Regions from separate parts of the Homo sapiens genome. Here regions 2 and 3 are each linked to region 1. A link is a loop called in an ENCODE intact Hi-C map of the cell type or tissue named here. Cell type or tissue: endothelial cell of umbilical vein. All regions are shown on one strand.

The links. Peaks named below come from ENCODE experiments on the same cell type or tissue, not always from the same donor. Only the 100,000 strongest peaks of a DNase experiment are listed, where the experiment ranks them.
Region 2: it touches region 1 in a loop (6-fold over the local background); 2 of 110 quality-filtered maps call a loop at or near these places.
Region 3: it touches region 1 in a loop (8-fold over the local background); 4 of 110 quality-filtered maps call a loop at or near these places.

The regions. Positions count from the first base shown.
Region 1 is chr9:81,386,305-81,394,304 of GRCh38, forward strand. No RefSeq gene overlaps it. Among named protein-coding and RNA genes, the nearest start is that of TLE1, 300 kb to the right of the region's middle. RefSeq lists an enhancer at 3,080-3,653. In endothelial cell of umbilical vein, no CTCF peak of the experiment used is centred here; DNase peaks (open chromatin) are centred at 3,377 and 4,307; H3K27ac peaks cover 3,198 bases.
Region 2 is chr9:81,583,296-81,591,295 of GRCh38, forward strand. TLE1 (TLE family member 1, transcriptional corepressor) reads right to left here. Exons shown (of 20, transcript NM_005077.5): 16 at 7,510-7,757; 17 at 4,386-4,533; 18 at 2,210-2,360; 19 at 1,153-1,229; 20 at 388-1,010. The coding sequence ends at 903. LOC105376106 (a long non-coding RNA gene) reads left to right here and starts at 4,380. Exons shown (of 2, transcript XR_929993.3): 1 at 4,380-4,581; 2 at 6,608-6,815. In endothelial cell of umbilical vein, no CTCF peak of the experiment used is centred here; DNase peaks (open chromatin) are centred at 2,126, 4,546 and 5,076; H3K27ac peaks cover 1,613 bases.
Region 3 is chr9:81,539,536-81,547,535 of GRCh38, forward strand. No RefSeq gene overlaps it. Among named protein-coding and RNA genes, the nearest start is that of TLE1, 150 kb to the right of the region's middle. In endothelial cell of umbilical vein, no CTCF peak of the experiment used is centred here; DNase peaks (open chromatin) are centred at 4,376 and 7,176.

The DNA of each region.
Region 1 (8,000 bases):
ACTGCATTTACTAAATCCTGGCATTTGGAGAAATTCAGTCTGCAGACAAAGCCAAGCAAAGATAAAAATGTGAGATGGTTAGCCAGCTGGATGGATGGATGGATGGATGGACAGATAGATGGATGGATGGATGGATGAATGAATGAATGAACAAATGAATGAAGTAAGTGGCAAGAGATGGAAAGGCACCTGATGTCAAGTGCTTGGTTTCAGTTCTTGAGGCCCTGGGAACTATACTATAATTTCAGTCCTATGAGCTGCACTTATTTTCTTCCAAGGTATGTGAGTTAACAAATTCCCCTTTTAGCTTGAAATGTTTAAATTGAGTTTTGGTCACTGGCAGGCCAAAGAGTTCTAAACAATGCATTCTATGTAAATACAATGCTCCTTTTGGCACCAAGATAATGCCTTTCACACTGAAAATAGGCACCTCTCTGAGGATCAGTTTCAAGGCTTCTAGGCTTCTAAAACTCAACTCACTTGCTAATCCCACTCTCCATGCTCTGCCTAGTCTTCTCTTTGCTCCAACTTTATCAAACATTTCCCTAGTCAACAGCTAAATAGCATGGCACCAAACCTTGCAACAAAGTTTTTTCTTTGTCTCTTTATGACTTCCCCATATGAATATTTCCACCATTTCCAGAGATATCCACAAGTATATCTGTAAACACTCCTTGAAAACTCATTGAGCATCTTATCCTATAAAGTTCCTTGAGGCCTTCTGGGTTAAGAGAAGTACTAATAAAAGTCATGGCTTTCCTATGTCATTGGTTCCAATTTGACTCAAGCCAGATGCTACCTAAAACTGAAGCTATGATGACTTTTGGATGACTTTCTGTTGTGAGTGTGAAATAAGTCACGGTTTAGGGACTATGCCTAGCAGGTACACACTCATGCAACAGAAGTCAGTATTAAGCCTCTCAGCTGATAGGGAATGGGCTGAGTTCAGAAATAATTTTCTTATTATTTCCTTATATTTTCTATAAAGAAGATATGTCTAATGGAAGAAGGGATGGACAGAGAGAGGAAGGAATGCAGGGAGGGAGGCAGGGAGGGAAAGAAAGGGAGGGAAGGAGGGAGAGAGCAAGGAAGGAAGGAAGGAAGGTTGGTTCTTCATTTTGGATCCTGAAAAAAAGAAAACATCCTTATAGATATGGAACATTTTCAAGGATAATAAAAAGTCCACATTTTAAGATGGATGCTAGAAAGATTAAATTCACCAAAAATAGAAAAGCAAACATACTATATAGAATGATGTCATATAACACACCTACCTTCTATATTGAAACAAGTAATTAGTCAAGAACATGCCACAGAGAAAGAAATTCATATAGAGCTGTCACGTTTTATAACCTATGTTCTAGAAGACAATAGTTTTCCCAAGTCTAATGTGACAACACATGTCTGTTTTATACAACATCCATTTCCCAGACATGCTCCTTGGACCTAATGAAAAACAGCGTGTGCCACATGTCTGGGTTCACCACAGCAGGCTGCATCGTTGAGAAGGCTTCTTCCATTACAAGCCTGTCTTTAAAATATGGTTTCTAAGTCCTCTGGGCTAATTAAGCACAGCTGGGTGTACATCAGCCCCAGTCAAGTGTGACGATTAGGCTGGCGAGAAAAAATCAATTATCATTAATCACTAAGTCCGTATAGTGACTTCTAGAGGTGCTAAATGGGTTGAGCAGGGCGATGGTGATTCTTCTCATGGAGCGACCAAATGTTTGAAGTGAGAGAGAATGAATCTTCAAATGAATCACCTGGATGGGAACATCAGAGGCCCATGTGTTTACAGAATAAGAAACACTGATTGTAATGAGAATAAAGTGCATATAATTTTTCATGCATTGCACTATCATCTCCAATTCTGGCTCACTTTGGGGAGCAAGAAGAGATGCATATAACCATTGCTACCACTTGTTATCACCTGAATGGTGTCTCTGTTGAAGTTTGTTTAAAATCTCTCTTTTAGAGTGAATATATATTCACTTGTAAAGTGTTTTCATTGAGCAGGTTTTTTTTCCTTTTATTGGACTATTCCCTACAGCCTTATGATGCATTGAGAGTTTGTGCCTTTTCTGAGCATAGTATTTACCGAAGCACTTGCGTACGCCAATTTTGTTTCATTTATCAAGACCTCCTCTCCTTTTTAAGAAAATGGTACAAAGGTTTGAGATCTCCATGTGAAGGACAATTAACATGGACATTATATTGCTTTGTATAATGTTTCATTTTGTGTTTGTTTTCCCCATTTTTAATTTTCCTTTGCTTGGAAATATTTTGTCGTGCTCACAATAAGAATGGCTTATCAAATAAAGTGGCCCAGTCTCTCATTTCATCAGTGGACATTAGTTTAGAAGCTGTTTTTCTGGGGCCCTATGCTAGAGAATGCTAGCCAAGATGTGCCTGTTTCCCAAAAGTGAAGCAATCCCTAGTGTTCTTTCTCATCCAAAATGAGTATGGAGATTAATTTAGGCAACCACAAGCTACACATTGCCTCTCTCACACTCCAGCTGAAGACAAGTGACAGTGTAGGGAATTCATTTGCAGGCCAGTTTGAAATGCAAAAGGTACAGTAACAGGACAAGAGCCTTAAGCAGGTGAAGCAATTTTCACTTTTCCCTCCTGAAACTTCAACTTAAACATTATGTTCACTGTAACCTCACCGTGTGAATTGCCTGTCTTTGGCCTTGGGATGCTCTTTAAGGATTCTTTGCTGGAGAACCAGCCTGGGGAAAGGTAGGCTATAAACTCCACCTCCATCACCAACCTTCTGCACCTACTTATTTTCAACCACAGTGCATGATCACTCTCCTCAATAAACTTTGGAACCACTTGAAAGGAAAAACAAACAAACAAAAAACCCTACCATCTAAGGTCAAATTTCCTTCTCTTCTTTCAAAGTCAGGACATATGGAGAAAATGAAAGACATGTCCCATTACAGCTCCATTCCCTTTTATCCTCCTAGAAACAGCAAGTTTAGAGATCAGGAGCACAACGGGGAAGAGAGTTTAAAGGAACAGGCTGAGAGAGGAAGAGAAGCAGTCATGCCAAGAAGAGATAGAGAAAAGGGGGAGAGATGGAAGGCACAGGGGAGGCTAGAAGGCAGACATACAAGGGAAGACCTGGACAGAACTGTAAAGGAAGCTGAGATGGTCTGTAGTTCTCCATTCTTCTGTATATTCTTCCTGTCACTCTTAGCAAGATTCAGCTCCCAGCAATCTCCTCTTACCCACCCATTCCCATTGTCTGGAACAATGCCCTTTGCTACCAATGATCCCATCCACATCAGAACATTATACACTTCCTCATCCACTCACTAGACTGGATTGTTACGCTCTGTCTGGCCCTTCTGTGTCCCGTAGCCTCCAGCATGGCAAGGACCCAGCATGTACTTAATAGATAGTTACAGAATGAAAACATAACTAGACAATGAGGACTGGTGGATGACTACGTAGCTTTGGAATTTGAGGATTTCTTTACCTCATGACCCAAATGACTAATTTTCGTGGAAGAAATCACAGGCATTTGGCAGGCCTCAGAGTAGACATCATGGTTGCTCGGGCTTTGGGAGGATCTTCAATTTACACCAAGGCAATGACCTACTCACCAGCCCTAGAGGGAAGAGGGGAAGGCAACAAAAGCTTGACTTGCACAATAATAGGTGGTAATTCTCGGCTAGAGCTCACAAACACAAACACATGCATATGCACACACATTTACAGACACACACTCCCTCCAGTTCTCCCCTATCACAATGGACTGATGTCAGAAATTGTAAAACCATGTTACTGAAGATTTTGAATACCCTGGTATGGCTATCACCTTAAGCCCTCAATCATTTATACCATAGTGTGAATGTATGGTTCTGGACCTGTTCTCATAGAGACTAGAAAGAGAGAATGGCCAGTACTATCAATCTAACTGGGAGACCTAGATAAGAGTTTAGGACTCAGATAAGAAAAGAAAAGCGTTCAGATGCCCTTCAGGCAAGTGGACTAGGTATGTTCCTCTAGACAGAAACTTTTGGCTGGTTAAAGCAGACACTCACCCAAAATCTGTGAGGCTGATACTCACTCAATCACTTAGAATGGCTGTCTTCAATTCAGCCTTGTGAACAAGATGCCGTTGTGTTTCTGACAATATAGGTGACCCACATAAGAGGGCAGCTGTGGCAAAGAGCTGCCTCACCATCTGAACCCATGTTCTCTAGCAGCAGATTTTGCCAAAAGCTCATGTCCTGAAGCCTAGGCCTGGCACAGTTTAAGCAGACCCTGAGTGGAAGGAAGTGTAGGCAGGAAGTGAGCAAAAGTGGGAGAGAGTGATTGTGCTTCTCAGCCAGACTGATTTTCCTGAACAATACATCACTGAGATCCAAGCATTCAACAGAGGGAAAACACAGACAGAAAAAGAGCCAGACACACACACACACACACACACACACACACACACACACACACACACACACACCAGCAGCAGCAGCAGCACAAACCCAGAGAATAGGAACACCTCAGAAATCAAAATAACTGTTAAGTGAGGACAGATAGCCAGTAAAAAAAAATCCCCTGCAGCCTGAGACAGGAACACAAAGCCTTCTGGAGATGTGCCACAAATGACAAGATTCTGACCCCTCCTTGCTTGTGGAAGAGTCTATTGACCAGCATTGGAGAGAGAGGCCAGCACGGCTGGGACATCCAGTCCAGGTGCTTTTTCAGAAAAATCCACTCCCTCGGTGCCTTCTTTGGCATGAGTGCTGCAGGGAGCTGGCCCCTGAGCTAGATGCGCAGACAGTTAGACAAGTGTGGCAGAATTTTAGAACAGAGCCCTTCATATCACACTTGTCAATAAGGGGTTCATATGATAAGATAACAAAGCTAGTAGGAGACACAACCTCCCATGAGCAGAACTTACAATGGCAATACAGGAGAACCTGTTCCACCAGTCTTGAAGCCAGCCACCCACTTAGAAAAGATAAAGAGGAAGAGATAGTAGTCAGAGAGGATCAGTGAAGGATATCTTTGGAAGAAAGTTACACCCTACAGTGAATGCTCATCATAAGGGGAATCCCATTATACAACTCAGAGGCACCTTTCCAGTTGTATTCTATGCGTTCTGTGTTCTGGAGCTCCAAAGGCTGTTAGATACATAGAATGAAACATGAATGCTGCCCCTAGAAACATACAAAGCTACAGCCCGGTCCCACCACACCACTGTCCTTTAGGGAAAGGGGCAGGGAATGCTGCCCTCTCTCCATACATCTCGTAGGGAATCTGCACATGTTCACCCAGAGAGCTTTGAAATGATTTGCTACTGGGAGATGAAAAGACCTGCTGTCTGACTCATACCTGAGAAAGTCTAAGCAGAATATGGGCAGGTTTCTGACTCCAGCCCACAGAATTAAAAGGTGAGGGATGAGTTGACTATTTGGGTGGCAAAGCCAGAAGTGCATTGCAGCATGGAATCTACCTGCAGCCCCAGCACCAACTGCAGCAAGGAAGGAGAGCAGGGTGGTAGTATATCTTGTGGGCCAAAAGTAGACTATGCAGGAATGCAACCCCACATAAGACCTTTTTCAGGTTGTTCAGTGGTCACTCAATAAAGTAGCATCAGCCCAGGCTAAGGCAGCTGTAGAAGAAAAGGGCAGCAAGGAACCTCTAAAATTCTTACAACATTGCCCACTAAAGAGCCAGCTTGAACCCTCTGCAAACCAAGAGAGAAAAAGACACCAGCCAAGTAAGAACTGCCTGTCCCTTACATTTTCTTCCCCCTGCTCTAATCAGCCCCCTTCCCCAGTCAGACAGCAGCTAGCTAGTGGAAGGGAAGGTAAATGTGGAGAAAACAGCATGAAAAGCCATTAGGCTCCCATGCACCACTGAAGGCCTGGCTGGAAAAAGGGGAGACGGAAACCTGTATTGGTTTGGTACTGCTGCATAACAAATTACCACAATCTTAGCAGCTTCAGACAACATCCACTTAATATCTCACAGTTCTGCAGGACAGAAGTCCTGCATGGCTCTACTGGGTTCTCTGCTAAGAGTCTCACAAGGCTAAAATCAAGGTGTTGGCCAGCAAAGCTTTTATCTTGAGGATCTGGAAAGGAATTCACACCCAAGCTCATTTGGTTGTCGGCAGAATTCAATTCCCTGTGGCTCTAGGTCTGAGCTCTCCATTTGCTGGCTGTTGGCCAGTCACTACTTTCAGTTCTTTATGGCTCTCGGGTCCTTGCACATGGCCCCATCCATCTTCAAAGCCAACGATAGCTCATCAAATCCTTCCCAGGCTTACAATCTCTCTGACTTCTTCTGCTACCAACCAGAGAAAACGCTCTGCTTTTAAAGGGCTCATGTGATTAGATTGGCCCATCTGAATAATCTCCCTTTTGCCATTTAAAGTAACCTAATCACAAGAGGGATAGTTTATCATATTCACAGATTTCACCCTCAGTCAAAGGAAAGGCAGTTATACAAAAGTGAAGTTCACTGGTGGTCATTCTTAGAATTCTATCATTCCACAAACACTGAATAAGGTTGGAAGTTTTGATTATTCCTTAGTTTTGAACATTCAAATGACTAAATCAAGGATCTTTTTGCAAAACAAAGGAATTGTGGAACTGTGTATTAGTGGAGAATGAACGGAAAAGTCTGTGGTTCCTGTAGTTTTCATGGGGTGAAGAGAAGAGATAGAATAGGAGATGATCATCAGTGAATAAGCTTCAACAACAGTGGGAGACACAAAGAACTGAAAACAGAACTATTATTCGACTCAGCAATCCCATTACTGGGTATATACCCAAAGGAAAATAAATCGTTCTACCAAAAAGACACAAGCACTTGTATGTTCACTGAAACACTATTCATAATAGCAAAGACATGGAATCAACACCATGGAATACTACACAGCCATAAAAAAACAAGGAGGGGGCAAGGGCTGAAAAACTACCTGTTGGGTACTATGCTTAGTACCTGGGTGACAGGATCAACAATACCCCAAACCTCAGCATGACTCAATATACCCCTGTAACAAACCTGCACATGTACCCTCTGAATCCAAAATAAAAGTTGAAATTTTAAAAAAAGAAAGGATGTGGAAAGCCAAAATAAAGCTGATATTTTATTTGCATCATGGGCCATGCTTGTAAAACATACAGTTTACCCAAGGAACATAATCCTAGAGAAAGGCATGAATCAAACCAAAATAATGTATGCTAACGATGGTAATAGCAGAGTGGGTTATTAGAAGCAGAAATAAAGTGCTACAAAGACAAGATCCCAATGACTAGGATAAGAATGCCCACGAATCTCCGTGCACTGCAGGGAATCCCATGGTTACACGGAAAACATGAGAAGGGAGCCCAGAAAGCTATGCCACGAGATTAAATCCGGGTCCTAGCTCTGCCCCTAATGTCTAGTGCAAACTTGAGCAAGACCCTAGCCTCCCTAAAGGTCAGTGTCCTACCAGGAAAATATAACAAGAATGCATGGGATAGCGGGGCATACACTCCAAAGCAGTTTACAAACTGGAGGCCCAGATGCTCTATCAGACCCACAGATATGTTGTGTTTGGCCCATGCAGTGCTTTAAACTATATAATATCACTTAATACCAGCATTGAAAAAAGAAGCAGATTTCTCATTTAAAAAGAAAAATCTAGATTCCCAGCTTTTTTTTTTTTTTTTTTTTTTCGAAAAACCAAACATTTGGAAACACCGGGCCCACACTCTGCATGACAACATTCTGTAGCTTGGCATTGGCTGGCCTCCTCCAACATGGGTTTGGGTGCTCCAGTTCTCCACCATCCCCACCAGGCAGGCTGCAGTCACTTGGGAAATCTCATTGAGTCCTGTTGGCACCCTCCTGTTTGACTTTGCTCTAAAGCATTACACAAGTGTTGGCTGTTACTACCTGTAAAATGAGGTCACTGGAATGGATGACTTACTTCTGCTCTGAGAGGCTATAATTCCAGTCCATAAGATGGGTTCTTTGGTCACTTTTCCCAA
Region 2 (8,000 bases), 200 kb after region 1:
GAAGAGGAGATTGGGCCTTCCTAGAAAAAGGAATATTTTGCCTTCCAATGAATCACCAGAAAAAAGTAGAGCTTTAATCTTTGACCTTGAATCACAATAGTATCATAACAAAAGAACAAATCTTGATGAAGTAATTTTACTTTCCTAAAGAAAACTGTCATTAGTAAACCTTCAATTACTCACAATTCCTAGTCTTGAGCTCCCAGTAACTCAAGCTTGTGAAGGATTAGGTTCTAATGCAATGGGAGCCTACCACCAAATATATTTATAAAATAAGCAGTGCAATTCAAAACTTCCTCTACAAATGTATAATCTTTGCTTATAAAACCCACATTGATGATCCCAAAGCTTTAATAAAAAACAATAAAGAAAGAAAAGGAAAACCACTTATTGGTACTAAAGCCTTTACTGTAATAAACCAAATATATTTACAATTTATACAAATGTTTAACCTTCAACAAAAATACAAAAAAACATTTCACAAGATGCAAAACCAGGAAACAAGTTCATTGGAGACACCACTGCTCTACAAAGGACGGAAAGTGAGGTGAACTGCAAGGAACAGAAAGGTAATCTCACACTTGGGCAAGGCGTGATCCCCAGATCACCCAGAAAGAAAGAATGGGCTGTCATGTGAGTCGGCAGATTCCGTTCCTCAATCCTACAACCCATGGCCCCTCTGTCCGCTTGGCCTTGGTGCTCCATTTGGTCTATGTAGACAGGTGACTTTCTGCTGATGGACTTGTCGCCTCCTCTTTGTAGACTCAAAGTAGTTTTCTGTCAAGGTTTGGAAACAGGTGTTTGTAATTTTTTTTCTCTTTTAAAGTTACAACTTTTCTATTTCTATAAATTCGAAACATTTTGGCCCAATTCAACTATAAACGTTAAACCACATAATGTTTTCAGTAGATGACTTCATAGACTGTAGCCTTCTTGTCCCCCGAGCCAGTGACTATGTACTTATCATCCACAGAGATGTCACAGCTAAGCACTGACGAGGACTCTTTGGACTGGAAGAGAAAACAATGGACATGTGTTTAATGTGGAACAACGGTACTCAGAGGCCCTGCTCCCTCGGAGGCACCTTCACTCCTGGCTTCAGAGGCGACACTGTGGTCAAACTGTGGATCTAGGTGAGGAGTACTTACTCACCTGGAATATGCTGGCTCCATAGGGGGTCCGCCAAGCATTGAGGAGGTTATCTTTTCCAGTACTCACAAACCATTTACCTAGAATTAGCAAAGGAATATCTAGTTTTCACAAGGTTAAAATTCCTACTATACAATTAGCAACTTGGACTTAATCAAACTAAGAACATTTTTAATATATGAACTATCATGCCCTAAGGACTGGTCCATGATATGAACAGAGGTTTTAATCTGGGCTCCTCAGTGATTTATCAGTGATCTTGGGTATAATCTAAGAGGTATCAGCCTCCTTAGTCACTGGATACAGGACTAGTAGCATCATATCCAACACACGGTAACCCTCAAATATAGAAATCAATGAAGAATGTGTTCTATTTTAGTCAGTCTCCTCATGATAAAATGGGATTAAAGATTCCCATCTTTAATGGGAATTAAAGGATTAAACATCCAACTTAAGTAAAATGCCAGTCACATCATATAGCATGAAGAAAAATGCTCAATAAGTGATAGGCACTCATCCACCCATCCATCCATCCATCCATCCATCCATCCATCCATCTATGCATACTGTGAACAGATATCTGCCCATCTGCAGCACACAAGAAGGGTCACCACATGAACTTCTTCCCTCTTCATCCTCACTGTAGAGTAGAGTGTAACTAAGTGTCTGCGTATACCTAAATATCGACTTCTCTAACCCTGGATTCCTCATCATGGCCAGCTCATAATGACTTCCACTGCCCCTGCTCCATTCTTCAATAAATTCCCGCCCACCCCTCTTCAGAGTAGAAACTCATTGTCGTCTCCCAACCCCTCCAAAACAAACTTGTGTCCAAACCGTGTATTAGGCAATCACATTGCCTGCTGACTTTTCTCAAATTAGCAAAACAGACTGAAACAGACATTGCTGTGCTCTGAAGGGCATATTAAAACAATAGAATTATTGCATCCAGCTGCTCGGAGAACATTTTTTCCAGATTATGATCTCTACCATATTTTTTTAAGAAGCATTTTCCATTTGGGCCATCAACGGCCTCCAGTTTCCTTTCGGCTGAACTCACCACAGTAAGCAAATTTCAGGGACAGCACGCAGCTCTCATGCAGGTGCAGCTGGTACTTGTCAGGCTTGTTCACGTGCAGCACCTCCACATTGCTGCTCTCCATGCCCACTGCCAGCCACTCCCCGGTGGGGCAGTACCCCAGGGAGAAGATCTACAAGGAGCAAGACAGGCTCACTCATTATTCCGCCTGATACACTTAGGAAGGGAAGACGCAATGTGAAAAGTGGGGAAATAGCAAGAATGGGGGGAAGTAATCAGCCAAGTCCAGACTGTGGGGAGGTCCACAGGGCAAGTGATCTAACGCAGATGAACCAAGTGTCAAAACCTTTAGGAAACTGGAAACATTTGAACCCCTCTGTCTTTTGGGATAAAATTAAGAAATGATTCCTAATAATAATGGCATTCATCTGTACATTTTAAAGGAGGCTTTACCTTTTAGAGACACTAACTGAAATACGATCATATATCACCTATCAAGGGGGATACATTCTGAGAAATGTGTCGTTAGGTGACTTTTTTTTTTTTTTTTTTGAGACGGAGTCTTGCTCTGTCGCCCAGGCTGGAGTGAAGCGGCGTTATCTCGGCTCACTGCAAGCTCCGCCTCTTGGGTTCACGCCATTCTCCTGCCTCAGCCTCCCAAGTAGCTGGGACTACAGGCGCCCACCACCACGCCCGGCTAATTTTTTGTATTTTTAGTAAAGACGGGGTTTCACCGTGCCAGCCAGGATGGTCTCGATCTCCTGACTTTGTGATCCACCCGCCTCGGCCTCCCAAAGTGCTGGGATTACAGGCGTGAGCCTCCGTGCCTGGCCTTGTTAGGTGACTTTATTGTGTGAACTTCAGAGAGTGCACTTACACACACCTAGAGAGTGGAGCCTATCGCTTGTAGGCTACAACCCTGCACAGCATGTTACTGTACTGAATACTGTAGGCAACTGTAGCATAACGGGAAGTATTTGTACATCCAGATACATCTAAACATTGAAAAGGTACAGTAAAAATATAGTATTATAATCTTAAGGGACCACTGTCACATATGCGGTCTGTCCTTGGCTAAAAGGTTATATGGTGCATGGCTGTGCTTATGGATACAATGATATGCTGCTAGAGTTTATTTTAAAATAATCCAGTGTCTGGGGGTGGGAACGAGAGTTATCATATGGCCAAATAACTTCAAGCTGAGCGATGGGCATGTGGCATTTATTGTACAATTCTCTGTGCTTTCATAAATGCTTGGACATTTGCTGTACTCATATGTATTTGAGAATTTCTCTAAGAAGTTTTAAAAAAAGGCAGAACAAAAATTGTATCCTGCTTATGTTGGGAAAGAGTGAAAACAGCAAGACTCTAAGAAACTCAACAAAATGTTAACAGGAATATGAAATTTAGAAGTATATATGCTTGTTTTCTGTTTCTGTCCTAGTTTTCTGAGTAGAATTATTTTTATTACAAAACAAGGTAAAAAATAAATGCCAAGTCATGATCGAAAGAACAATTCTACCACCAGAAAGCATTTAAAATGGCAAACACTGTTTTTTCCAAAACAAGTCTACATTCAGACATTGGACATCAAAATACTTTTCACAATCTACAAAGTTGCCATTTATACATTATTTCAAAAGTCTGCAAATCTAGTCAGCCACCAGTTCATTTTTTAAAGGATGAGGAATAAAATGGGTATCACTGAGGTATCTGTGCATTTTTTTGAGCTCTCTGGTGCGGGGTAAATAAATGAACTTTCAGAGGAGCTGTGACTTTTCTCTACTCTTAGTGACATTCTGCAGATTTCTCAAGTTCTATTTATTTAGGAATCAAAAAATCATCTCCTACTCCTGCATTAGATGGTGAGAATATGTGCCACAGATCAAACACTGCTGAAGGAAAACTATACATTCTTCAATGTACAAATCCCTTAAACAAACTCATATGTAAATATAACAGAGAACACACCTTAACCTACAGGATTCTAAAAACCACTCTAGTTTTGGGGAAGGTAGGGGGAGGGTCGTGAAGGAGGAGGTGGTGGTCATTGTTTTTAAATTAGTTATCTCAAATTCAGCCCTGATCTGTTTGTCCAGCCACTACCATCCTAGGGTAAAGGAGGGAGGGTTGTGAGGAGGAAGACACACCCCAGCCACCTCCCAGACTCCAGGGCAGGCGGAAGCCACTCAGTCACCTGGGAGGTGAAGTCGTGCTGCTGCAGCTGCCGCCCCTCGCGCAGGTCCCAGGACCTGACTGTGTTGTCCAAACCACCCGTCCAGAGCTTGGTGCCATCATTAGAAATGTCAATACAGCTGGCTCCGTCTGTGTGGCCCTGGAATTGCCTGATAAAACAAACCAGATTGAATAATGATTTCCTGCCAGAGCTCAAGGTAAACACTGTTGTGTTGTTAGTTTTGGACCGTGTGTGTGTGTGTGTGTGTGTGTGTGTGTGTGTGTGTGATCCCGCCAGTGTCTGCTGATGTGCAAGATCAAACTAACCTTCCCCTGAGGAGGAGGGGAAACAGCACCTGCGATTGTCTTTCCCTGTTTTCCACGATCCAAGTGCTAAAGAAATGGAATGCCACTGCAGGTCACTACCCAGAACTTAAATATGCTACTCTGACAAAACCGTCTGGAAGGTAAAATTCTTTCCAGGTCTGGAAAAGTGTTTAATTGTTAAATAGAAAATAAAAGACAAACACACAAAATCCCGATTGTATTCCTTATGGGAAGATAAAGGTCTGTTCTTTAATCGTGCAGGCCTGAGTCCGTGAGAGAAAGAAATGGGGACGTTACAAGCACAGGGTGTACAGAAGCATTCCTGTTTCCATGAGTGAATCAACACAGCAATGCCCTACGTGCCAACAGAGCATGAGCTCATGTATTTACTCAACCTTGCTTTCTGTGTTAGAAAGAGCCCTGCATTAGGAAATCTGGACTCCCAGAGACAAAGGGTCACGCATGCCGGCCTCCTGACCTCAGAGGCATTGGGCAGAGACACAGGTAATTGCTGAGGCAGACCCACGGGCACCTCAGCAAGACTCTGCCTCCAAGCGGAGCACAAGGTTGTTCTTTAAAGAACCTTGTGCTTCATTCAAAAATCGCCATCAGAAACGATCAGCCAACAGGGATCTGCTGAGCACAGATGCTGTGCAAGGCAACTAGCAGAGCTGCTGAGGGGAGGTCAGTGTAAGCCCCAGCAGGGACGGTGACTGGTGGACTCAGTTCTGCATGCTGAGAGGAAGGTGGTGGGGGAGGCAGCCAGAAAAGGCGAGCAAAGTCTAGACCCACCCTCAGAAGCAGGCGGGATCCAGTAAAGAACTGCGTGGGAATTTCAACACTGAGAAGAAAGTTACCATGCTGCTTCTTCCTCCAGGATCCCCACACCTTATCATTCCTGTAGAGCTCCAAACTTTTAACCTGAGCTTGGATTTTAAAGAGTGCAAGGGAAGGAAAAAGCACCACTACTGCCCTAAATTCTAAGCCAAGACGTGAACCATCACTTTTAAAATCTTCTCTCTGCAAGCCATCCCCAACTTCTGCACTTTAGGATCCAGGTTGAGTCCTCTCTCCTGCGGCCGTGCAGCTGGACCTCCAATGTTTCCGCTTGCTTCCCAGACATCCCCACAGAACACCCAGGCCTGGAGCAGTCCCTGCTTCACTTGGTGAAAGTGTTGCTTTCCTTCCCTTCAAACAGCTCTGGAAATCCAGTGACCCTCTGACTTCTTTTGACCTTTCTAACTCATGAAACGCTGTTCCTCCTTGACTGAAAACACCTTCCTCTGCTGACATACAGTACCTGGCAGCTGCTCCCCCATCCCTCTGCCCTCTCTCCGTCCATATACTATACTCCAGCATTACTCTCAGGCACATCCTATGACTGTTCAGAACGTGCTGGGTTACAGTGGATACAAAGACATTCAATAGGCTTTACATGGCCCTATTACATGCAGCAGCCACTAGCCACCTGTGAGTGGTCCAGAGAAAGATTTGTAAGACGCTACCCCATTCTATCCAACAGGTATTTACTCCCCAGGAGCCGGCACGGAGCAAGGGTTCAGAGTACAGACGAGAGCAGAATGCCTGGGCCTCAACTTGGCTCCACCACATCTGACTGTGTGACCTGAAGCCAGTAACTTACCCTCTCTGAGCCTCAGGCACTTCCTCTATAAAATGGGGCAAATAGCAGGACAGACGTTATGAGAACTAAGTGGAGGAATATTTGAAAAGTGCTTAGAATTGATATTTTGAAAGTGCTACTTATGGAGTTTTAAAAAAAGAAAAAAACAAGTAACTTTTGCTAGGATAAAAGGTGGAGAGGGCGTTCGGCCCTGGCTCCATCATTCCATTTTGCTCACCTACACTACCCAGCAAACAGAAGAGGAAAGTAACTGCCGCACTGTCACCCACACGCAGGGACCGGGCCCGGCTCAATGACACTTCATGGATTTCTACAGCGGAGGTTTGAAGAGAGTGAGCTGTCATGATGACTTCTGGAGCCCGTCCCTTCTCTGTGCAGCATGAGAGGGGACTTACCAAACAAGCCACAGACCCCAAACTGCACCATCCGCAGGGACGGCTTCCCAGCAAAGATGAAACAAGAGTAAAACATGTACTCATTTTACCTTTCATGTTTCATTCATGCTTACTTTAAAAAGACTTTTTGAGAACAGCTCTGGTGTGAGCACTGACTTCTGAAGGGAGCATTTGGCGGGGGAGCTGAGGAGAGACACATGGGTACCAGAACTGCAGCTGCTGCTAAGGTGACAGGGCTGATGCCAGAAGGCCAGGCAGAGCCCTGCGGGCTCCTGGGTGGAACCACCCCTGGGCAGGTCTATTTCATTATTGAGATACTTTAAAATCATTTTGTAGGCAAAATTCACAGAATCTCCTCTTCTCATGTCCCTTTGTTGATTTTCTGTTATCTTTTATCAGTTGGCTCTTGTCTGCACCAAGTTCTAGCCAAAGCCCAAAACATCTAGTATCAAGGGCCTTTTGTGCTGCCGTGTAATCCACATTAGGCCACCCCTTGGCAAAAGCCAGAAATATTTTTAGAACAAGTTTGGAGTCTGTATGTGGGCTGAAGAATTGGCACATTAAGGAGATAGAAAGTCTCGGGTGACACCAGGCATAGTAATAAGACTGTAAGCCCCCCAAAGGCAGCAACACAGTTGTCTTTGTTCCCTCATCACCTAGCCCCATGCCTGGCATTCAAGAGGCTCTTATTGTGTGGGCTGCAGGCAGCCAGAGAGAAGCAGAGGTGATAGGCCCAGCTGCTAAAGAAGCGAACCCCTCCTTAGACGACCATCTTTGCTCACCTCACTAGTGTCTGGTTGTGCAGATCCCACACAGCGATGTTGCCGTCGCTGCAGCATGAGAAGCAGACCTTGGAATCGGGGCTGATGGCCAGGGCGTAGCAGGCGGGGGCCGAGGACGTCAGCTCCGCCTTGATGCGCGGGGTTGGAGCCGCCAGGTCCCAAATGGACAAAGTACTGGCTTCCCCTCCCACTATGAGAGTGCAGCCATCGGGTAGCAATTTACAGGAACGGATATAATTGTCTCTGTTCTGTAGAATAAACATAATTCATTGCTATAATGAATTACCGAGCAATCATAGCACCATGTTCTCTAATGGCTGTCTTGGTTTTTTGAGTTAAGAGTGGTGTTTCATGGACACTCTAACAGAGCAAGAGTTCTCTAGTCAAGATTGGGGTCCAAGTACAACTGTCTCCTTCAAAATAGTAAACAAAACAAATTCACAGGAGCTTAGGTAACTGCTTCTGGTGTCCTGCATCACAGAGCTGAAACT
Region 3 (8,000 bases), 150 kb after region 1:
GGTCACCAAGCTGTGATAGAAAAGAAACCACATCAGATCTCTGAGGCTGACATCTACATTCTGACTTACGGCGGGTCTGTTTTTTGAATTTGGAGCTTCCTGATCAGTTTATCCACTCATTCAAAAGCAGAAGATTCCTCTACACTCCCACAAGAAATGTGTTTGTGATTTCTTTAAGGCCAAAAACAGTCTCACACACATAATATAAACAATAATTATATGGTGTTTGTTTCCCAGACAAAACTCCAATTCCAGGGACCTGACTACCTCTGTCACTACATTCTTGAGCTACAAGATTAGCTCATGTGGGGTCTTTTTTTTTTTTTTTTTTTTTTTTTTTTTGAGACGGAGTCTCGCTCTGTCACCCAGGCTGGAGTGCAGTGGCGTGATCTCGGCTCACTGCAAACTCTGCCTCCTGGGTTCACGCCATTCTCCTGCCTCAGCCTCCAAAGTAGCTGGGACTACAGGCGCCAGCCACAACGCCCAGCAATTTTTTTGTATTTTTAGTAAAGACGGGGTTTCACCGTGCCAGCCAGGATGGTCTCGATCTCCTGACTTTGTGATCCACCCGCCTTGGGCTCCCAAAGTGCTGGGATTACAGGAGGGAGCCACCGCGCCCCTCTCATGTGGGGGGTCTCTTAAAGGGGAACTCCCACATACAGATTAACCTCCTCTAGACACCTTCTACATCTGCCCCACCCCCCTGTTCACGTAGCACCTTGTGCTTCCACTTGCCATGGCACTAACACACTGCACAGCCACCCCACACAACCAGCTATTTTAAGGCAGGATCTTACTCATCTGTGGAGCCCCAGTGCCTCCCACAGTGCCTGACACACAGTTGGCACTCAATTAACATGTGCTCTATGAATGAATGAAACAAAGTTCAGGACACCAGTCATGATATTTTAAGTCTGGTGCAAGCCCACAGTGTCATATGAGATGAGAAGGCCCGTCTCCTTCATCAACAGGTGTTCTGTCTGTTCTTCCTTCTCCAGTCACTGGGTGCTGTTCTGAAGCCGAGTGAGAGACCCGTGTTGTACAGCTGTATGCTCAGTGACTGATCTAGTGCGTCAGCTTCTCTGAATTGTAAGGACTTCAGGGGCAGGGACCACGCTATATTTATCTTGGATCCCCTATCACTGTTTATAGCAAGTGCTTGATGGATGTGTCTTAAATAAATCTGATCTTTTAATCTATAAAACATTATTAGACAGTATGTTTTATGCAATGGAATGAATGGGCCCTCTTAAAATTTATATGTTGAGAGGTGGGGCACGATGGCTCATGCCAGTAATCCCAGCACTTTGGGAGGCCGAGGCGGGTGGATCGCCTGAGGTCAGGAGTTCGAGACCAGCCTGGCCAACATGGTGAAACCCTGTCTCTACTAAAAATACAAAAATTAGCCAGGCGTGGTGGCACATGCTTGTAATCCCAGCTGCTCAGGAGGCTGAGACAGGAGAATCTCTTGAACCTGGGAGGACGTTGCAGTGACCCAAGATCGAACCACTGCATTCCAGCCTGGGTGACAGAGATGAGACTCCGTCTAAAAAAAAAAAAAAAAAATCATATGTTGAAATCCTAACCCCTAATGTAGTGGTATCAGAAGGTGGGGACACTGAGAGGTAATTAAGTCATGAGGGTTAAACCTCATGAATGGGATTAGTACACATATGAAAGGGACTCCAGAGAGCTCTTACACCCTTCTTCTACCATTTGAAGATATAAGGAGAAGATGACAGTCTACAACTGAGAAGACAGCCCTCGTCAGAACCTGTCTATGCTCATACCCTGATCTTGGACTTCCATCCTCCAGAACTGTAAGAAATAAGTTCCTGTTGTTTATAAGCCACCCAATCTGTGGTACTTTTTTATAGAAGCCCAAACTAACTAAGATACCTTATAATACAAATGACTGAGAATTCACAATATATTCTTGACTGGAGAAGTGAACAGTGATTCTTCTACTTTTTAAAACTCGGCCAGGTGCAGTGGCTCACACCTGTAATCCCAGCACTTTGGGAGGCCAAGGCAGGCAGATCACCTGAGGTCGGGAGTTTGAGACCAGCCTGGCCAACATGGTGAAACCCTGTCTCTACTAAAAATACAAAAATTAGCCGGGCATGGTGGTGGGTGCCTGTAATCCCAGCTACCCAGAAGGCTGAGGCAGGAGAATCGCTGGAACCCGGGAGGCAGAGGCTGCAGTGAGCCAAGATCGTGCCACTGCACTCTCGCCTGAGTGACAGCAAGGCTATCTCAAAAATAAACAAATAAATAAATAAAAGCCCACTGGTGACATGGCTCTGTGGCCCTAGATTTCTCCAAAAGAAAGAAAGAGTGAGATAGAGAGAGCAGGAGAGAAAAAAAGGGGGAGAAATGTGAGAGGAGGGAAGAAAATGAAGAGGAGAGGTTTTTCAAAAAGAAAGAAAGGAAAGACAAATAAATAAAAGAAACCCCATAGCTCCATGTCTAACATGAAGAATGGTGGGATAATAAAGGAAGTAATGTTGATGAATATAAAGTGATCAAGTAAGCACTATTTTTTGAAGATGAGACAAAACAGGATTTAGAATTCTATTTCCAGCAACATGGCAGACTAATCCCTCCGGGCATAACTAAAATGCTGTATAAAATATTTAAAATGTCATTGGAATGCATGGCTTGGCTGGCAGGAAAATATATGGATGGATAGGAGGCCAGAGATGAAAAGTGTGAATCTAGAAAGATAAGCAAGCAGTAGAGAAGGCATTGAAGAGCCCTCAAGTGGCCTGTAGCTCATATTTTACTGGGCTACATCCAGTACAAGTTGGGGCTCTAGCAAAGAAACAGGTCGGATTAAAGAGCTTTGGCATAAAACTGGTTCCTCCAAATATATACATTCTCAGAGTGTAGGGGAAAATTATTCCACACACTGCAGAGGGTAATGTTTGGCATTTATGCTTCTGTTGACGTTGGCTTTGGATTTGAGTGAAGTAAAAAAATAAAAAAAAATTATACTGTCCCATTAAGGATTTCTAAACACAAGCCTTATTTGTGTGAGTTTGATGTCAGAATTTTCGTTGTCTGCATGACTCCAAAAAAAAAAACACACATACTAAAAAACAATGTTTTCTTTAAGTGGTCCAGCCGTCACATCCACATGCTATGAAGTTGTACACACCAATTCTGGCCAGAACTTAGTCACATGACCATGCTTAGCTATGAAGGATGCTGGAAAAAGTAGTCTTTATTATGAGTTCCAAGGTTCTATTTATGAAGAGAAACTGAAGAATGAATATTGAGGGTGGGGAGTGAGAGTAAGCTCCGCCTTGATCTTCAAATCCTGAGACAACTCCCAAAGAGAGAATTAAGGCAATACTTTCTCCTTGGACATCTTTTTGTTTGTTTTTATGAGATTTATTGTGGAATAAATCAGTTTTGTTTTGTTTCAACTTTTCTTTTCTTTTCTTTTCTTTTTTGAGACAGAGTCTCTGTTGCCCAGGCTGGAGTGCAGTGGCCTGATCTCGGCTCACTACAAGCTCCACCTCCCAGGTTCACGCCATTCTCCTGCCTCAGCCTCCCGAGTAGCTGGGACTACAGGCGCCCGCCACCACATCCAGCTAATTTTTTTGTATTTTTAGTAGAGACAGGGTTTCACCGAGTTAGCCAGGATGGTCTCCATCTCCTGACCTCGTGATCCACCGGCCTCAGCCTCCCAAAGTGCTGGGATTACAGATGTGAGCCACGGCGCCCAGCCTCGTTTCAACTTTTCATTTAAAAAGTATAAAAATAGGCCAGGCACGGTGGCTCACGCCTGTAATCCCAGCACTTTGGGAGGCCGAGGCGAGTGGATCACGAAGTCAGGAGTTCGAGACAGCTTGGCCAACATGGTGAAACCCCATCTCTACTAAAAGTAAAAAAATTACCCTGGCGTGTTGCCGCGCACCTGTAATCCCAGCTACTCGGGAGCCTAAGGCAGGAGAATTGTTGGAACCCGGGAGGCAGAAGTTGCAGTGAGCCGAAGTTGCGCCACTGCACTCTAGCCTGGGCGACAGAGCAAGACTCTGTGAAAAAAAAAAAAAAAAAAAAGTATAAAAATATAATATTTGAAATTGAGAATCAATTTGTTAAATAATAGGAAAAAGGAAAGAAGAATTCAAGAGCAAGAAATTACATAAAGTGCAATTAAGTTAAAGTTCTATGTCTAGGAGAACTTGCAGTCCCTAGGGTAGACAAAGCTGATCAGAACTGAAGCAGCCTTACTATTTCTTCTCTATTTCCTTCATTTTGCTCCTCATAACACAAGTTTCCTCAAAAGAGTGTAATGGTAAAGCCCCCCTGCAAAGCTAGAAAAACAGAGAAGTAACTGAATGGTTTCCTTTTAATGGAATGTTGTTTTTTGTTCTTTTTTGTTTTTTTAGGTGTCTGACCAAAGCATAGGAAATTGCAAAGTTAAACTTTTTAAACTTTTTAAAAGGGATATTTTCTACAATCAGATAACATCTTTTAAAAACAGACACACAAGCTGGGCAAAGTGGCGTAGGCCTATAGTCCCAGCTACTCAGGAAGTTGGGGTGAGGAATCACTGAGCCCAGGAGCTTGAGACCACCCTGGGCAACATAGTGAGACCCCATATCTAAGAAAATCATAATTATTATTATAATAAAATTAAATTTAAAATTATTTAATTCATTCAAAAAATAAAAACACATACAGATAGCTAATGCTCTAAATTTCTTGGTGGAAGGCAATTGTAAGTTTCTCTTTATAGGATTAGCTATACAGTATAAAAAAAAAAATCAGAGCACCAAATCTGAAAGTCCACAAGAAGGGCCTATGTAATTTCTCAGAAATAAGGAAGATATTTTATTTTTGTGTAGTGCTTCAGCTAATCTACAAAAAAAAAAAAAAAAGTTAAAACTTGCTGTTGGGCAATTATCAAAATGACAATGACTGGCGGGAATGATTGTCTTGGCTAAGGCAAGAGTGGACTAAATCACTGGCTGATTTGGGGTGCAAAGAGGGAACCTCCTGTTGAAGTCTCTCAGACATTCACACGATTCTTTCACACTTGTACATACACCTGTAGACACACACCTGAATGTGAGTCACAACAACCCACTATATGAGCACAAAAGATTGCTGAATGATTCAGCCCTATTATCTGAAACTTCAGATTTCAGATCTATACTTAGTCCATGAAAATGGACAGCAATAAATCTTTATTTATTTATTTATTTATTTATTGAGACAGAGTCTTGCTCTGTCACCCAGGCTGGAGTGCGGTGGCAAGATCTCGGCTCACTGCAAGCTCCGTCTCCCGGGTTCATGCCATTCTCCTGCCTTAGCCTCCCAAGTAGCTGGGACTGCAGGCACCTGCCACCACACCCGGCTAATTTTTTGTATTTTTAGTAGAGACAGGGTTTCACCGTGTTAGCCAGGATGGTCTCGATCTCCTGATCTCGTGATCCACCCGCCTCGGCCTCCCAAAGTGCTGGGATTACAGGCATGAGCCACCGCGCCCGGCCATGGACAGCAATAAATCTATCATAATATAGTACTGCAAGCGGGAAGAAAGCAAACAAGAAAGGCTCTGCTAGAAATGGGCTGCTTTTTGAAGGGTAGATATGATCGATATATTTTTATGTACATTTTAACTGAATCGAGATTTATTTAAGTTTATTCTTTGGAGCAGATCCTGCAGCAATCCTCTGCACTCCAGTCATCTTTCTTTTTCCTCTATTTTTGAGACTCCCTGGATCTGTGATAGTAAGGCACCAAAATGTAGAATTTATCCAATGGGCTTAACTTTCTGAAGGATTGGGATTATGAAAAATATTAAATATTAAAGATATTTCACTAAGTCATGACTTGATACGGGTATATTTTTGAGGATTGTTTTCCATTCAATTTATAGATCCATATAAAAAGGCTTTAACCAAATAGGGTTTTATTGACCTCATGTAAGAAGTCCAAGAGTAGGCCATATTATTATTATTATTATTATTATTATTATTATTCTTCTTCTTCTAAGATGGAGTTTCGCTCCTGTTGCCCAGGCTGGAGTGCAATGGTGTGATCTCGGCTCACCACAATCTCCGCCTCCCGGGTTCAAGCAATTCTCCCGCCTCAGCCTCCTGAGTAGCTGGGATTACAGGTATGTGCCAACATGCCCGGCTAATTTTGTATTTTCAGTAGAGACAGGTTTCTCCATGTTGATCAGGCTGGTCTGGAACTCCCAACCTCAGGTGATCCGCCCACCTCGGCCTCCCAAAGTGCTGGGATTACAGGCATGAGCCACCGTGCTCGCCCTAAGCCATTTTATTCTATTTCTATCTTTTTTGTCTGCCTTCTTTAGCATTTTGCTATCATCCTCGGGGTCTCATGATAGTAGCTATTCCTCTGGGCATCACGTCCACATTCCAGGCAGGAAGAAGAAAAAAGTGACAAAGAGGAAAAGGGTGTGACAATATCAGGAAAGCAAAACTTCCCTAGATATCCCTATAGAATTCAACTTATGCCTCACTGGCCAGAAGTGAGAGAAAAGCTGCAGGGAAGGCTGGGAAATGGGCTGTTTTTAGTAGACACATTGTTACCACAAACAAATCAAGGTCTTGATACCAATGATGAGAAAGAATGGCATGAAATTTAATGCCAAAATTCTAGAATTTCAATCCACGGAGACAGTAATTTGGCTTCTCAGGGAAATATCATATTTACTTTTTGCTCTCCATGAGCTGACACACAGTATGCAGTCTTTCAAAAACTCTTTATTGATCTCCTATTATGTCCCGCGTGCTATTTTAGATGCTTGGAATATATCCAGATAAAAATTCTTGTCCCCTTAGATCTTCTATTCTAGCAAGCAGAGACAGTTTATAAACTATAGTTGCAATAAATAAATAAAGTCTACAATTTGTTCAGAGTTGATACATTCTATGGAAATAAGCAAAAATATAGCTGAGTAAAGAGAATTAGTAGTTGTGGGTGGAAGGGTGGAAGGAATGGGTTGTAATAAAAATAACACAGGAATTATGTATTAATCTGTTCTTTCATTCCTTCGACCCTTCTGATTTCTGGAGAGCACAGTGTGTTTTATCTTGAAAAAAACATAGTTCATTATTTTTTCAACTCCCATTCTTGGAAGCGCTGAATCCACTGCTGTTATTTACACAAGAAATGTCAACGATTGTTTCAGGCAGTTTGGTAGGCTAGACAATGCTTCACACAGGGGGAACTGTTTGCAATTTACTTAAAGGGTCTAATTCCATAAGGAAGAAGGAAAATTCAGTGGGGAAAGAAAAAGAGCAATCAACAAAGAGAAAATGCTGTCTTGACCTTGAGCCTTTTGAGTGTCAGAAGCACGGCCTTTCTGAGGAATGTGGCTTTTCAATAGGCATAATGCTATTGGATTAACTCTTCTCTGCTTTAAATCTTAAAAGTAAGAACTATATACACACACACACACACACACACACACACACACTTACAGTTTAGATTTTTTTTTTTAAATTCCAAATCTAACAACTCCCAGGGGATTGGGATTTGATTGATTTTATTTAAAGTCTGGGTGGGTTTTTGACCACTAAATATTTGCTTAATTATCCCATCAATGAAGAGTGATGCTCTCATTAGCAGGGGTTAGAAGCCCATCTGTGTTCTCTGGCGGTTTTTTGTGCAGGACTGTAAACCTGCAAATTGCATGTACAGTTGGGGAGTCAGAAAACTGTAATTGCAGCTCTGATACTCATTATCCCATGAACTTGGGTAAAGTAATTTTCCCCCCTGGGTCTTGGCCTATCTGTGCACAAATTGTAGTTAATAGTACTCCACAGCAATATACAATTTCAGTATTTTATGGTAAGCCAAAAAGCCTTGCCTTGTGTGCTTCTCACTGGCAAAAAGTGATGCCCTAACAGATCCTGAAGTTGAAGTTATTACACAGAACCAAAGAAACTGCCACACAATTGGAAAGCAAGAGGCATCTTATCACTTGGGAATTTGCAAACTCAGAGATCACA